4 separate regions of the Mus musculus genome follow, and regions 2, 3 and 4 are each linked to region 1. A link is a contact called in ENCODE Hi-C or POLR2A ChIA-PET data. All regions are on one chromosome and are shown on one strand. Each heading gives the region's core, a stretch centred on a gene start or an enhancer-like site at or near the end of the contact. The rest is flanking DNA. Distances are from core to core; before and after follow the strand shown.

What was found. A loop is a pair of places that touch in the nucleus more often than their neighbours do. ChIA-PET counts read pairs that join two places held with the same protein, here RNA polymerase II (POLR2A).
Region 2: a loop to region 1 is called in a map of T-helper 17 cell, with 6 times the contacts of the local background. The contact joins the promoter of Cdk1 here to the promoter of Tfam in region 1. A Hi-C loop is called at or near these places in 1 of 37 maps with a recorded cell type or tissue (T-helper 17 cell). POLR2A ChIA-PET finds 5 or more read pairs at or near these places in 1 of 5 experiments (embryonic stem cell).
Region 3: a map of T-helper 1 cell shows a loop between it and region 1 (5-fold over the local background). The contact joins the promoter of Zwint here to the promoter of Tfam in region 1. A Hi-C loop is called at or near these places in 3 of 37 maps with a recorded cell type or tissue (T-helper 1 cell, T-helper 17 cell and regulatory T cell).
Region 4: a loop to region 1 is called in a map of T-helper 17 cell, with 3 times the contacts of the local background. The contact joins the enhancer-like site here to the promoter of Tfam in region 1. A Hi-C loop is called at or near these places in 2 of 37 maps with a recorded cell type or tissue (T-helper 1 cell and T-helper 17 cell).

The regions. Positions count from the first base shown.
Region 1 is chr10:71,235,948-71,240,045 of GRCm38, forward strand. Tfam (transcription factor A, mitochondrial) reads right to left here and starts at 2,097. Exons shown (of 7, transcript NM_009360.4): 1 at 1,893-2,097; 2 at 969-1,084. The coding sequence starts at 1,993.
Region 2 is chr10:69,350,523-69,354,620 of GRCm38, forward strand. It overlaps Cdk1 (cyclin-dependent kinase 1), which reads right to left and starts at 2,390. Exons shown (of 8, transcript NM_007659.4): 1 at 2,314-2,390.
Region 3 is chr10:72,653,001-72,657,098 of GRCm38, forward strand. It overlaps Zwint (ZW10 interactor), which reads left to right and starts at 1,846. Exons shown (of 8, transcript NM_001293683.1): 1 at 1,846-1,977; 2 at 2,983-3,073; 3 at 3,238-3,361; 4 at 3,530-3,696; 5 at 3,817-3,873; 6 at 4,046-4,098. The coding sequence starts at 1,919.
Region 4 is chr10:70,118,398-70,122,495 of GRCm38, forward strand. The region is part of intron 1 of Ccdc6 (coiled-coil domain containing 6); the gene reads left to right. Among named protein-coding and RNA genes, the nearest start is that of Gm51771, 10 kb to the left of the region's middle. Within about 2 kb of position 2,359, at least 1 of the 3 ENCODE cell types and tissues checked has a DNase peak (open chromatin) inside an H3K27ac peak, as active enhancers do.

The DNA of each region.
Region 1 (4,098 bases), core at 847-3,346:
TGTGCTGCTCACACAATAGCACTTCGCACTCCAATTACAGAAGTACCATTCAGATATAACACTGCTGTAAAAAATAATCCACCCATCTCCATTTCTCCCTCATTCTTAACTGAGGATACAGCTGCTTCATCAACCATGTGTTAGTGCCAAGTCTTCCATTTGAGAAGACAGGGGAATTCCTATAAGCATGTCTCTTCATCTCCTATCTACAAGGTAAGAATTTCAGTCTGATTTCCACTAGCATCCTTCGAGGTACTGGAAGTAAAAGAACTTTGGAAATCCTAAGGACTGACTTATTAATCAGCTACTACCTTTACACCGTATAATCAAATGAAGGCCCTACAACCCTTTCTTAGGCTTCCTGGAAAACTTTTCTAGTTGTAGATCTTTTTCCCACCTTCAGGAGCTTAGATAATTTCCAGTTAAGTTAATGATTTATACAGACCATTATTGTATTATATAGAACACTTCCCGATAAGTTATTTTATTGCACCTTAGACATTACAAACAAGCAACTGCCCAGGACAACTAGGCCTCAACTTTATCTCTTTTCTCTACAGTGCTCTTCACTCTACATGCTTTTGGTTTTTTGGTTTTTTTGGTTTTTTTTTTTAAGATTTACTCATTTTATGTATATGAGTACACAGTGGCCGTCTCCAGACACACCAGAAGAGGGCATAGGATCCCATTACAGATGGTTGTGAGCCACCATGTGGTTGCTGGGAACTGAACTCAGGACCTCTGGAAGAGTCAGTGCTCTTATCCACTGAGCCATCTCTCCTGCCCTCTACATCTTATTTTAAAACTATTTTTCTCATTTATATTTAAAGAACTTCTATTAGTTAAAAAAAAACTTATACAGACTACCAAAGAAAATGACTGTACTAGATGCTCTGGTAATGCAAATCAAAGATTGCAATTAAAAAAAAAATCATATCAGAGAAGATCATAAGCCCCAAACTCCTTACCTGGGTGTTTAGCTTTAAATTTGGGTAGCTGTTCTGTGGAAAATCGAAGGTATGAACTCATAGGTTTCTTTGGATAGCTACCCATGCTGGAAAAACACTTCGGAATACAGACAAGACTACACACAAGTAAAAAGAACGGAATGTCAGATACGTGTAACAGTCATACACAGATCTCAGATTCTAAGTACAAAGTCAGCCAAGGTGCTGTACATCCAACACCTCCACCTAAAATGCTAATAACTAGCCCAGCAGTTGTGGCACAGGCCTTTAATCCCAACATTCTAGTGGCAGAGCAGGTGGATCTCTGTTAAGTCAATGACAGCCTAGTCTACAAAAGGAGTTCTAGGACAGCCAGGGCTATGCAGAGAGACCCAATCTTTTAAATTAAAAAAAAAAAAAAAGTCAACCAATCAACCAAAAAAATATATAATCGTAATAACCTTTGAGTGCATTTCCCTTCCCTCTGCTGTGCTAAGAATTCAATTAAACGCAAGGGGCTTCAGCTGTATAAGCTCCATAACCGACTTACTTTAACAACCTACCCTAAGCAAAAAAATAAAAGAGGTTGCAGGGCTGAGGCTTGCAAACAGGGCAGGTTTGGGTGACCTAGCCAAACCAAAGAGGGGTGAAGCAAGTCCTAGCATCATGGGTGACCTAGCCAAACCAAAGAGGGGCCTGCAGGGCTAAAACAAGTCGTGGCATCCTGGGTGACCTCCTGGCAGCGTCCGGGCGAGCGTTCCGCGCCACAACTTCAGGGCCCGCCTCCAAGGCAGAAGGAGAGCGCCCTAGGCGCCGAAAGGTAGAAGGTGACAGGAAGTGGGGTCGGGTACCAAAAGGCGCGAGACCCCAGGCGGCCCGGAGGACGAGGGTGGGACGAGGGCAGACGGACGCCTGAACGAACGGCGTCCCTCGCCCGCGGCCTACCTGATAGACGAGGGGATGCGACCCCCGCAGCCCGCGCACATCTCGACCCCCGTGCGCCCCAGTGCTTTTAGCACGCTCCACATTCCCCGGAACAGCGCCATCGCTCGGGCCGACGAATGATGGCCCGGCGCCGTCCGGTTCGTCTCACGCAATACGGTGCCTATGGACTGCCACACTACCAGCGTGGGAACTCCGGGGGCTTGTTATCATGCCCGCCGCGCGCGGGGTACTGTGGGAAGCCCGGACTTCCGGTCCGCGGCAGGAGGCGGGGAGGACAGGAGGTGCTGTGCGTCCCCCACCGCTCAGTGGGCGGGGCCGGGCCGAGGAGGGGGCGGAGCCTGAGGCTAGGGAGGGTGGGCCTGGTCTAAGGTGGGTGTTGCTGAGCGGCGGCTTACCCCCAGGCCCCTGCCATGTGTTCTCCTGGGCTGCCTGCGTGCTGTTGCTGGACCATGGGCCTGGGCTGCCTACTGAGCTTCGTGACGCTGGTGCTGCGGCTTGTGTCACAGTGCCTGGCTACTGAAGTTAGAGATCCGTGGTACTGCTGATGCCCCAACAGCAAACTGCATGTTTCATGAGTCCGCAGGAAAGCCCACAAGGCTACTGGAGGGGTGGAAGAGAGGGAGGAGTGGTCTTGAAATGGATCGCCTTATTTATCTTCTCTTTAACAATTAATAGAAAGGAATGAGGGTTCCCAAGATGGCCCAGAGCCTGGCAAGCTGAGTTCTATCCCCAAGACCTACATGATTAAAAGAGAGAACCAACTCAAACAAGTTGCCCTCTGACTTTGACATACACACACACACAAACATGTACACAAAAGGAAATGTGTCACGAAAAAAAAATTAATAAACTGAACCCAGCTTGATGGTGCAGGCCTGTAATCCCAGCCCTTGGGAGGCGGAGGCAGGCATTCAAATTCATCCCCTGCTACATAGCAAGTTCAAAACTACATGAGACCCTGCCTCAAAACAAAAACCCAAACAACTAGCCCTCATAATAGCAACAAAGCAAGAATATTCTTCACTTGATCTTCTCCAAAAGGCTGAGAAGCGATAGCAAAAATATTCTTATATTAATACCTGAGCAGGGCATGCCAGAGCCCTGAATATTGTTTCCCACTTTGCAGATCACGTGGACTAGATGAGCTTAGCCAGCCAAACCACTGAAATTGTGGGACCAGGATGGACTTGAGGTAGTGTACAGTTTGTGTCCTACAAAAAACTCAATTTTTGTTTGTTTGGTTGGTTTTTTTTTTTTTTTTAATTCAATGGCATGGAAAAGATTAGGAAGATCTAAAAATGGTCAAGGGCTTCAATCTGTTAAAATATGTTGCTTAAGGTCTGGGAATGTGGCTTAACTGGTAGGGATGCCTGCCAGGATGCACAGAAAGCCGTTGGCTTAGATCCCCCCCATAAGCCAGGATCCTCACATAGAGCAGGCATGGTGTCTTAAGCCTCTAGTTCCAGAACTTGGGAAGCTGAGGCAGGACCACAAGTGCAGGGTTATCCTTGCCTACAAAGTAAATTCCAGGTCAGTCAGGCTAGAGACTTTGTTTCAAAGGTAAAATAAATAAATAACATTTAAAAATAACTATGTCATCCATCAGGCTCAGAGGTGAATGCTTTCACTCCAATCACTCTGGAGGTAAGAAGTGGGTAGAGATCTGTGATTGAGAGTTTGCTCTATATACAAGTTCCAGGTCGGCCAGAGTTAGCATGGTGAGAATATACCTAACAACAACAGCCTCTTCTGCTGCCTACCTGTACTTTTTTTTTTTTCTGAAAAGAAAGCAAAATCTTACTAGTGTAACACTGAGCTGAGAGTCTACTTCCTTTCTGCAGCTTTAAAACATTGTCTCCTTCAAGAGACAGAGGACCACACCCACTCCTCTAAACCCACTCCTTCTAAGCCCAGTTTACCATCACTTCCGGTTTCATTTCATTCTCTCTTGAGGGTAAAGGGGACTTCCAGCTCGTCCTTTCAAACCTCCTGTCACAACAGCAACAAGATCCTTTGTGTTTGGTTTGCCCTTGGAGTGTATCCAAACAGATGTAAAAACACATTTTCCTGTAAGTCCAGGCACCGAGCAATTAGAAATTATAGCGTCTTCCTAAAATGGAAGTCTGCATAAGACATAATTTCTCCTTAACCCCCTGTCGAGAGATTTCTAAAATAATTTGCCATTATAAATCAAGTAGAATATATC
Region 2 (4,098 bases), core at 1,140-3,639, 1.9 Mb before region 1:
TTCAGCACACTACTACCGTACTAAAATGGTGTACTGTTTTAGTTTTTCTTAAAATAATAAGAGTCTGCGAGAAGGAAGTTGTGCACGATGTAATCCTAGCACAGGGAAGAACAAGTTCAAGGCCAACCTGTGGCCTCGTTCGCTGCAACACTGTTTCAAAAGGAAACAAAGTACAACTGTAAAGTCCAACCACTAGGAATAACAGTTGTTGTTGTTGTTTTTAATAAAAGCATCTGTTTACCTTATAAGCATTCAATTCTCCAGGCAGTGGTGGCACATGCCATTAATCCCAGCACTTGGGAGGCAGAGGCAGGCGGATTTCTGAGTTCGAGGTCTACAAAGTGAGTTCCAGGACAGCCAGGGCTACACAGAGAAACCCTGTCTCGGGGGAAATAAACAAAAAACAAAAATCATTCAATTGAATGCTTCCCAAAAGCAGCCACAGACAATCCCACTCAAGGTACTCAAAGAGAAAGAAATGTCCATAAGCACCTTAGAAGAAAGAATGGAAGGTGTTGTGCTGTGCTGGCTAGCTTTAGGCCAGGTCACATTGTCACAAGCTGAAGTCATCTTGAGAGGAGAGAACCTCAGTTAAGAAAATGCTCCCATAGGATGGGGCTGGAGGCAAGTCTTTAGGTCAGTTTCTTAATTAGAGATTGATGGGGGCGGGCTCAGCCCGTTGTGGGTGGGGTCATCCGTGGGCATATAGGGTCCTGTGTTCTTAAAGCAGGCTGAGCAAGCTATGTGAAAGAAGGCAGGAAGCAGCCCCCTCCATGGCCTCCTGCCTCCAGGTTCCTGTCCAGACTTCCTCTGAGGCCGAACTGTGACGTGGAAGTACAAGACAACTAAACCCTTTCCTTCCCAAGTTCCTTTGCTTTGGTCATGGTGTTTCATCCCAACAACGCTAAGACAGTGTGTTTGCTAATCATGCTTTGAAAAATATCACGAACAAGGGAGAAACAATTTCTTGGCTCACAAAGAATGGTAGGAAAAAGGTGTGCCTTCTCCTTGAAAGCCCTCTGCCACGGGTGACAAGATCCTTATGAATGAGCATCAAGGAATGGCTGACCTCTCGTGAGCTGTTCCTTACAGATCTCTTTCCACAGTAAAATCAACTCCATGGGGTGTGGGGGCACAGCCAGGAATCCCAGCTCTTGGCACTGCACAAGGAGGCAGCGGCTCAACAGATAAAAATTCAGAAGGAAAATGTAAACCCGTCCAAGGGTCCTGCCAGGCATCCCACTGAACCCTGGGGATTCTCAGACACATAAGATTGACTCTCAACTATGGAGATTATGTTTAGGAAATTTCAACGCATCCCCCCCCAACCCCCTTTCTTCAATACAGAGACTTAATATAACTATAGAGCATTAAACGTTTCAACCACCTCTGCACAGACAGCAAAGAGTTAACATGTCTTGAAAGCTGGGCTTATTTCCTTCCAACATTTTCCAGTCTCCCGGGCCTGCTGTTAAAAGCTGCCCAGTGTATCCAAGTTGGGGGCAGGCGATGGTGGCCCGCACATCAGAACCTTCATCGGTATTTATGTTTTAAGACGATCAAGGACGCGAAGGCATCCGCGGTTCTCCCTCTCTCTCCTTCTTTGCCTGGGTACAGTCTGTGGCCTTAGCACAGGCAACTAAAAATAAACGATCCTACACTTTCTTGGTTCTGCACCTTGGTAGGAATAAGCTTTTTAAACGACCACGGGTCTGTTTCTCCGGCAGTACCGACTTAAGGCCTCCGAAGGCAGCTGGCCTGGTGCAGCCCAGCTCCACACTGGCAGCCAACAGGGCCTGGGACATAACTTGGCACCCCGCCCACACCCGGGCCCACTCCAGCGAGGCCCATCCAGTCTGCAGGAACCTGGAGCTCGCGTAGGGGCCTGCACGTCCGCAGGACCCGGGGCTCAAGTGAGCCTTGCCCTTCCATAAGGGACCGCTGGATCGGGTGAGCCCTGCCCCCCCCCCCCATAGGGATCCCAGGCTCCGGTGAGCCCTGCTCCTCCATAGTGTCCCCAGGCTCAGGTAGGCCATGCTCCTGCATAGGGGACCCTGGCCTCAGATGAGGACATGCTCATCCATAGGGTACCCCAGACCCCGGGCTCAGGGAGGCCATGCCCGACCATAAGGGATCCCGGACTTAGGTGAGGCCCTACCCGTCCACAGGAGACCAAGATCTCACGTGGAGGCCCTACCCGTCCACAAGGGATCCCCAGGCTCACATGGATGTCCTGCCCTTCCCCGGGGGAACCCCCAGATCCCGTGGAGCCCCCGCAGGCCCAGCCTGCACCCAGTCCGACTCACGCCATACCTCTCTGTCCCGGCTGGGGCCACACCGCAGTTCCGGACTGCGCGGACGCAGCAACTCCAGGAGCTTAGAGGCCGAGTGCCAGCAGTTTCAAACTCGCCGCGGTAAAGCTCCCGGGATCCGCCAATCCGATTGCACGTAGACGTTCAAAGGAGCCAATCAGAGCTGAGCTACGCTTGGGCGGGGCTGCCTGGGAGCGCAGAGCGCGAAAGGGAGCGGAAACCGCGGCCAGAGGAATTGCAGGAGGGCGGGCGCCAACTGACTCTTGAGCTCTGTTTTCCTTCCAATATCGTCCTGTTGTTTCTGGACAGTCTAATCTATTCTCTTTTTTCTCCAGCTACCTTTCTGTGTGTAATTTCCCTCCAAGACTAACACAATTCAAATGCATTGAATTTAGATAGCCAGCCACCAAAGTGACAGTACCACTACATCAAGAGCTTGTTATTAGCTGGGCGTGGTAGCACACACCTTTAGTCTCAGCTTTCGGGAGGCAAAGGCAGGGCAAATTTCTGAGTTCGAGGCCAGCCTGGTCTACAGAGTGAGTTCCAGGACAGCCAGGGCTACACATACAGAGAAACCCTGTCTCGAAAAACCAAAAAAAAAAAAAAAAAAAAAAAAGAGTTTCTTACTTTTATTTTGTTTTGTTTTGAGACAAGGTTTCTGGGTGTAATTTTGACTGACCTAGAACTTGCTCTGTAGACCAGGCTGGCCTTGAACTCACAGAGATCCTCCTGCCTCTGCCTCCAGAGTACTGGGGTTAAAGGCGTGTGCTGCCACCACCACCTGGCTATTGCTAACATTTAAAATTACTTTATGATTATGCCTTTCAAAATTCTATATTAAGCTGGGATAATATAAATAATATATAATATTAATATATAATATATTAGTTTACATATGTATGTGTGTATATATATGTGTGTGTGTGTGTATATATGTGTGTGTATATATATATATACATATATATATATATATATATCTGAGGATTGTGGCACACACCTTTAATATATGTATATATATAATATTAAGTTTCACTATGGAATTTTCAGACAATATTGGTCTGTGTTAATTCTTCTCATCCCTTCTCCCAGTAACCCTAGTCCCCGCACCTCGTAACTGCACGCCCCCAAGCCCATAGCCCTCTGTGTCCTATCACCATGTCCATGACTCTAATCCCCCCCCCCACTCGGGCAGCCTTTCCTTTCTAGTTGGAACCTTATATACACACTAACATATGAACATTACATGCTAGGATCCGCCTATGAGAAAGAACATGAAGTGTCTGTCTCTCTATGTCTGTGTCAGGTAACTTGATGTATTTTCCAGCTCTCCCGTGTTCCTGCAGATTATGTTTTTTTCAATGAGTTTTTAGCAGCCAGCAGAAGGATCACATTTAAAGTACCTTAAGAAGACAAGAGGATAGGAACCAATGAAACACTGAAAGACACCCTCAAAACTGAAAAGAAAAAATGCCAGCCTGTTTCTGTGATTATACACTTATGTATTCATTATGTATACAATGATAACACACTAAATGTTTTGACATATCTCCACATAAGAATGTTAAATATTGGGCTGAAGAGATGGCTCAGAGGTTAAGAGCACTGTCTGCTCTTCCTAGAGGTCCTGAGTTCAATTCCCAGCAACCACATGATGGCTTATAACCATCTATAATGAGATCTGCTGCCCTCTTCTTGTGTGCAGGCATACATGTGTGTAGAATACTGTATACCAAATAGATAAATCTTTTTTTTAAATGTTAAATATTCCTTAGAAATCAAACCTTCA
Region 3 (4,098 bases), core at 596-3,095, 1.4 Mb after region 1:
ATCTTGATAAGGTTGGCGGGTCTTTGTCTAGTGTCACATCTATAAGTAACAGCTTTATGACATTTGTTTCTAGCATAAAAATAACCTTTTATATATCTTGTTCAACATTCACCGTAATCTAATTTTAGAATATTTCTATTAAACCCTTTAAAAGACACTATGCCTTTCCAGTTCCTCTCAATGATTTCTCCTTACCTTACTTTCTCTTCCCTCTCCTATCTATTGGTCAAGTATTAATTCACTCTCTGCTTTCATTGATTTGCCTTATTTGTATATTTTACATAAAAGAAATAATCAGGCCGGGCAGTGGTGGTGCACGCCTTTAATCCCAGTGCTTGGGAGACAGAAGCAGGCAGATTTCTGAGTTTGAGGCCAGCCTGGTCTACAGAGTGAGTTCCAGGACAGCCAGAACTATACAGAGAAACCCTGTCTGGAAAAACACAAGGAAAAAAAAAAAAAAGGAAAGAAAGATAGAAAAAAGAAAAAGAAAGAAAGAAAGAAAGAAAGAAAGAAAGAAAGAAAGAAAGAATCAAATCTGCAATTTTGTTTACCTGGCTTCATTTTTTCAAGGTTCATTGCTAGATTCCCATACAATAATACCCCATTTTTGGTTATTATAAATTTGTATTCCATTTACAGTAGTTCTTCTCATTCCTTGTGTCATGACAGGTTTGTTCTACTTTTGGCTCTTACAGATTTCGTGTGTTGTGTGCATTTTTGTGTTTATATGTTAATTTCCTTTGTAATTATACTTGGAAAATTATAGATCATCCAGTAATTCTATGTTTAACCCTTTGAGGAAACATTGTTTTCAAAACACACCCAGCAGTAACATGAGAGTTCCTCTTGCCCACATCTGTAGCACATCTTGGTTTCTGTTTACTCCTTCTCTGGAACACAAAGATGTTCTGCTTGTCTGATGTCTTAACATCCATTTCTGTTCTAAACAGTGACTTATTCATCTAATAATGAATTTTCTTTTAGTCATGCCTGGGAATGACTAAGCAAAGATCAGGAATTGTAAGCCGAACCTACTGCTTGGTGATTTTTTTTTTTTTTTTTTTTTTTTTGTAACCTCATCTTCATTATTGCAGTCTAGTTGGTCTCACATTTAAGGGATTGTTAAGGCCTCATTCCTTTAATCTGTTAGATGGTGCCACAGCAGTGCTCAACGTAGGTAGGGTTATTTATTGCCAGTCGCAAGGCGACACTTCTCAGTGGTGTATCTGCTCACCATTGAGTAGGCATTCTTCAATACCAATCTGTGAAAATGGTATCTAATATCGACTCTGCTTTAATCTCCAAAGCATCTTTAAAATTCCCTTCAGGAAATTTCCTCAGATACAGCTCAGGATTCAGCAGAGTATTTCAGAAAGCTGCTGGCTCTGGGTTCTCTAGGTGCAGCCTTCTTTCTCTCCCTCCTGCACTCTGGCGACCAACGCCCACCCTCAGTTTCAGCTGGGACTTGTCCACACAAGAGACCCAACTGGGATCTCTGATTAAGGTCTTTAAAAGCACAATGTTTTGAACTCATATAGTATTTACTTATAAGATCAGTATTCTTCAGCGTCGTGGAGGAGAGGCCCACCTCCTTTCTTCCGCAGCAGTACATTTAATAGGAAAGCGTGACTACTGGAACAGATAATAGCCTTTTTCCGGTGTCTGCACCCACCAAATTTTGCTTTCTCACTGTCTGGCCTTCAGCTATCAGTGCTTCCTACTGCGCAGGCTCAGAACCTCCAGCCAGCCCCCAGAACCGAAAAACCGCCTACGCTTGCGTACGGGGGCGGGACCGGAATCGACTCCGGCCAATGAAAAGAGGTGACGTCATTTAAAGTCCTGCCCACTTACCCAGAAACCAATCTCGACCTAGGCGGGCAGTCCAGGAGAATCCAAAGGCGTGGTGAGCGACAGAACGATGGCGGACGCGGAGAAAAACGCTGTTGCGGAGAAAAACAACGCTGTTGCGACGAAAGAGTGAGTGTGGAAGGCGAGGGCCTGGGGCGGCGGCTCGGGCAGTGGCGGCGGAGGGACAGTGGCGCCCTAGTTCAGGAGTGCGACTTCTGAGGGATCTTGTCACCCTAGCTGAGGAGTGCGGGCCCTAAGAGACGATGTCACCTGGATTCTGGAGTGTAGGCCCCGAGGAGCAGTTTCAATTAGAAAAGATAATGCAGCCCGAAAAGACTGTCATCCTACTCCATGAGTGTGGCCTTTGAGGGTTGATGTCGCCTCAATTCAGGAGTGCAGAATTTGACTGTGTGACAACGTCTCTTTTTTGGAATGATGCCTATTAGGGTCTTTGTGGCATTCTGCTGCAGGGGTATGACTAAGCAGGGACTTCTTTCTGTATGCGGAGTGATACATCTGGATGGCTGACGTAGGTCACCTTATGTCGGATGCTGCCTTTGAGGGACATTACCTCACCCACCCTGAGCCCTGTGGCGTAGTATTCTAAAAAAGCCAGCTCCATTACAGATGTCGTAACCAACCCTTTACCATTCTAGGACCTTCTGTCACAACCTTCTTCTTTAGTATTTTTTTATCTGTATCTCTGTCCTCTAGTGGATTGTTCCAGCCAATCTGGAAAGGCTGGGTGGGTTACACATCATACGTTCTGAGATCAGCCATTACTAGCATGTCTTCCAAGGCTTGCCTGAACTTTGGCTTTTCTCTGTTTCTGTATATATGCCCCTGCTGCTTTCAGACGGATTCATCGAGTTTTTACCCATTGTGACCCCCCCTATTTAAACATGTAGTCATGTCTGCACAGTCCCTATCCTCCAGTATTTCAGGTGATTTCCTCATGGCGCTTAGTTGCTACTGTATGTTGTCCAGGTACATGGTGTTTCTGATCTCAGCCTAAAGTCCCTTAAGACCCTTGGGTAGCCTCTGAGCATTGGCACCCTCCTGACATAGATGCCACTGCATATGTTCCTTCGAGCTCGTGTGGTACCATAGCACAATCTCACTCATGCCTTACAGGGTTCTGGCTGAGGCAGCAGCCATTCTAGAACCTGTAGGCTTGCAGGAAGAAGCAGAGCTGCCTGCCAAGATCATGGAGGAGTTTATGAGGGTATGTATGTGCAAAGTGGGACCCAGCGTTTCAGAAGACAGGGGGCGGGGCTGGTCCTGGGATAGCCTCTTGAAATAGTGGGCAGCAATGGGGAAGAACAAAATGGCTGGTCTCTAGTATCAGAAGGGAAGACTAATCCCTGCTTCTGTCCCCACGGTAAACAGAACTCGCGGAAGAAAGACAAACTGCTCTGTAGCCAGCTTCAAGTAGTGAACTTCTTACAGACTTTTCTGGCTCAGGAGGACACTGAGCAGAGCCCTGATGCTCTGGCTTCTGAAGATGCCAGTCGTGAGTAGGCTTGGGTTGTAGGTAGGGTGTGGGCTGAATGGTTGAAGCGGGAAGATGTGAGCCATGCCTGTGTCTGCCTCATGGGAAGGAAGGCTGTGAACGAGAGCTCTAGAAGGCTGGCTGCAGGCATGACTCACTCGTGTTCTTGTTCTTTGTGGCCCACCTTAGGGCAAAAGGCAACTGAAACTAAGGAGCAGTGGAAGGACATGAAGGCCACATACATGGATCACGTGGATGTCATAAAATGTGCCCTGTCTGAGGCCTTACCCCAGGTTAAAGAGGCTCACAGGAAGTACACAGAGCTTCAGAAGGCTTTTGAGCAACTCGAGGCTAAGGTATACCTAGAGAACCTGAGGGGATGCAGGACTGGAGGAAGGGGAGGGGAAGCTGGGTTGGACCTCGATGCTCTCTCCTCAAATCAACCCTAAGAAGGAATGTCCTTTCTCTCCCTGCAGAAGCGAGTCCTTGAGGAGAAACTTCAGCTGGCTCAGAAGCAGTGGGTACTGCAACAGGTGGGCTCTGACTTCTCTCTAGGCTCTTCTCTGTCTTGAAGTGACAAGGTATCTCTGCCTGTCAGTGAGTCTGAGCCTCAAGCTCTGGCTAAGCAGGGGAGATGGGAGATATGGCAGGCGCTGAGAAGAGGAGCATGAGGTGAGTCACGGCCCTGCATTCTCACCCCTTCAGAAGCGTTTGCAGAACCTGACAAAGATTTCTGCAGAGGTCAAGAGGCGCCGGAA
Region 4 (4,098 bases), core at 1,109-3,608, 1.1 Mb before region 1:
TCGTTTGTTGTTCATGGTCGTTGGTAGTGCCTGTGCTGCCAGTGTTGTGTTTGAAAAGTGCTTCCTGTGCCAGTAAGTGCAAGGCTATTCCCCGTGCTCCCTCTGTCAGGCTCTGTGTATCTTGTCTTATGTTGAGCTCTTTGATCCGTTCGGAGTTGAGTTTTGTGCAGGGTGAAAAGTGTAGCTCTGTTTGGATTCTTCTATGTAGTCGTCCAGTGTGACCAGCACCATTCGTTAAAGATGCTGTTTTTGTACACACACACACACCCGTGTATATTTCTGTCTTTATAAAATATCAGGTCTTCTATTGATCAGTGCATCTGGGTTTTTTTGTACCAATGCAATGCTGTTTTTATTTCTATTGCTCTGTAATAATATCTGAGGTCAGGGCTGGTGATATCTATCTGTCTGTCTATCTACCTATCTACCAGTTCTTCTATTATTCAAGGTTTTATGTATCCTAGATCCTAGATCTTCTGGGTCTCCATATGAAGCTAAAAATGAAAATTATCCTTTCAAGTTCTGTGAGGAATTGTGTTGGGGATCGCGTTGAATCTGGAGATTGCTTTCTGGAGGAAGGCCATTTTATGATATTAATTCTATCGATCATGAGCATGGGAGATCTTTCCATCTTCTGATAACTGTCTTCAATTTGATGTCCTAACATTTTTATTATGTAAGACTTTTTCACTTGCTTGGTTAGAGTTACCCCAAGAGATTTTAAAATCTTTTTGAGGCAATTGTGAATGGTATTGTCTGCCTGGTTTCTTTCCTAACTTCATTTGTCAATTGTTTTTAGGAGGGCTACTCATTTTTGCGTTAATTTTAGTATCCAGAGACTTTGCTGGAAGTGTTTATTCGCTGTGGGATGTTCCTGGTTGAATTTTTAGGGTCACTTATGTCTACTCTCATATCTAGCTACAAATATACTTTGACTTCCTCCCTGCCTAATTGTTCCCTTTGGTCTTTGTCTTACTTCTCTCGCTAAGATTTTGAGTGCTAGATTGAATAGGTATGGAGAGAGTGAAGCAGCTTGTCTTGTTCCTGATTTTCGTGGAGCAGTCAGCTGTTTGCACTTTGAGTTTCTCTCTGTTTAAGTTGATGTTGTCTGTGGGCTTGCTATAAATCTCCTTTAATATGTTGAGGATATCCTCGGTCTCCAGGAATGCGTTCATTCTGTGGCATTTTCTCTGTAGTCGTACTTTGTATTTCTTGTAAGACCCTGGCTTGGGACAGACAGCCCAGTGCCGGTGGACGATGTGCTGTGATGTTTGCATTAGGCCCTTTTATGTAGTGTTTTGTTTTTGTTTTTGATTCCGCCCAGGCACTTACTTAATCTCTGGTTTAACTGGCATCCTTTCTTTATCCTGGGCAGTTTCAGGTTGTTTATCTGGTGAAGTGAATTCGCTCTGGAGTATTTTCAATGTCGCCTCCTTACCGTGGCCTTTAAGCATTGGACCAGCCACATTCTCTTCTTCCACAGTAACCGCCCTTTGTTCACCTCACAGGCGCTGTCTTCCTGCAGCTGCTCTGTGTGTCAGGGCTTGGGGGACAGTTTTTTTTTTTTTTTTTTCCTTTTAGGGTTTACATTCTCTAAGAAAGGCAGATACCAGACAGCTGACTTTTAGATGGTGATAAGCCTCCTGGGAGGACGTGACTGGACTGAGCTCTCGGCTTGTCCCTGAAGCGACACCACACTCTGTCATCATCTGTAACTAGTTTGAATAGCAAAAAAAGCTAGGCACGCAGAGAGCTGGTCAGAGGCTGTTCTGGGGCAAGGGGATATATGCATATATCCTGAGATCGTCAGAAGGTTGGCATTTTAGGGAAGTGAGAGATGAGTGTGTCTAGGTGCAGTCAAGATGTGGCTAAGGAGATCTGGATGCGAGTGGGGCCAGGTTCGACCTGGCATATACTTCTGCAACTAATTCAGAAAGTAGTGTTGGCCTGAGTGCCTTTCAAGTTGGGAGTTGGTCTTCATTTATTCATCAATTTCTTTTCTCAGGCTCTACACAACTTTCACTTGAACAGATTAAGAGCAGGTACTCCCATTTTTGTTTTTGAGACACGGTTTCACTGTGTAGCCATGGCTGTCCTGGAACTTGTTCTGTAGACCAGGTTGGCCTCGAATTCACTGAGATCCACCGTCCTCTGCCTCCCGAGTGCTGGGGTTAAAGTTGTGTGCCACCACAGCCTCCTGGCTCTTTTTTTAGTTTTTAATTAGGATGTGTTTGTGCTGGTCGTCTTCCTGCTCACAAATTCAGATGTGGCAGGAAGGTGCAGTGGCGTGAAGCAGAGCGTGGCCAGGTGTGAAGATAGAAGCCAAGGTGGAGGAGGGAGGACTGCTGTAGGTGCAGCCCAGATGGCTGTCCCCCTGCTTCCTGAAGTTCATTCTCTGGCATTTCTAAGCAGAAGGGCAAGCAGCCGTTCTTTCTTTGTCTGTGTGCAGTCAGAGGAGCGTACCCTCCCCTAAGCGCCGTGTTAGCCCCCAGCTGTGGTTGGTATCTGAGACTTTCCTGGCTGACTCTTCACCCAACTCCAGGGTTTGAAGGTTCTGACGATGGAAGAACCCTTCTCTGCAGCCCAGATGATTCAGGGGCCGGGCTTTCCTTATCTGGTGGAGCCTCTCTCGGTACAGTATAATTTCTAGGATGACTCAGAGCAACACTTTGAATTTTGGCCAGCACATTAGGGTTGGAAAGGAAGCCCTGGAGAGAAAGTCAGCTTGCTGGAACTGGGGCGAAGGTGGGTCAGAGGCTGGGCCCGGAGAGTAGGTGAAGGCAAGCAGGGAGAAGCAGCTCATATTAGATGGGAGAGAATGACCTCGTTATAGGTCAGTTACCTAGGGAGGGACACGGTTAAGAATTGGGTGTCCGTGGATGGTGTGCCTCTCTGCAGAGGTCACCAGCAGAGAGTCTGTAAGTATGACGCATGTGTGTTTCCCTGACATGCCAGTGGATTGCTCTGTGCATCGGAGGCTTGGGTCTGTAGGTGGAGACGAGCAGATTAATGTCCTGGCGGCTTCCCATGATGCATCCCGTGTTTCTTTGATAATGCCATCTTATCATTAAATATGATTTACTGCACACTTCTGTCCCCACACCGAGTTGTGTGCTATTACTCGCTCTGCACTGGCAGAATGACACACCCGCTTCCGTAATAGATAATGCTGGGGCCACGTCATAAGTACACAACGTAGATAGTTTTTGTATTGTAGGACAGGTTTACATAGTGAAGGGCTGCTGCATCTCAGTGTGATGAGACCAGATCAAAACCAAGGATAGGCCCCCCAACATTGTCACATTTCCACTGTTCTTAATCTTGGGCTTTTTTTTTTAAGATAAATTTTATGCAGATAGAAGTGTCCCCCATGTCCTTTAAAAAAGATATTCATGAATGTGCGCACACTGTATCTGTTGTCCCTCCCCCCCACTTAAAGAACACGGAGGTTATCCTTCTGCTGGGCAAAGTGCTGCTTTCGTCAAAGGCTGGATGTGCAGTGTCTCTGGGAAGGTTAGCTCTGTAAGAAGCACATCCTCTATTGTATGTCGTCTGCTGCGACCCACAGATACAGTCACAGACTCATTCCCTTAACATCATTTCATGGATCAACAGTGATGGTCTCTGGTGCCTGTGGAGCAGCTTGGAGTGGAATTGCCAGTTCCGAGAGTGTGTGAGTGTGAGATATGTGTGTGTGTGTGTGTGTGTGTGACTGTGTGGTGGTGCATGAGTGATGTGTGAGTATGTGTTTGTATATGTATGTTTTGTGTGTGTGTGTGTGTGGGGTGTATGTGTGGTGTTTGTGTATGTGTATGTCTGAAAGATGTGTAAGTATGTATTTGTATGTATGTGGTGTGTTTGTATATGTTTGTGTGAGTGATGTGTGTCTGTGTGTGTGGTCTGTGTCTTGTGTGTGTGTGTGTGTGTGTGTGTGTGTGTATGTGTGACTAGCTGGGCCAAAGCTTTCAGATGGTTCTGCTGTATATGTCTCCATTATCTTGTGCTGGGATTATTGATTTAAGATTCCCCGCATTTGTTGGTGTGTGTGTATGTGTTTGTCCCAAGGATTATGCTTAGATCATGAGGCTTGCATGACAG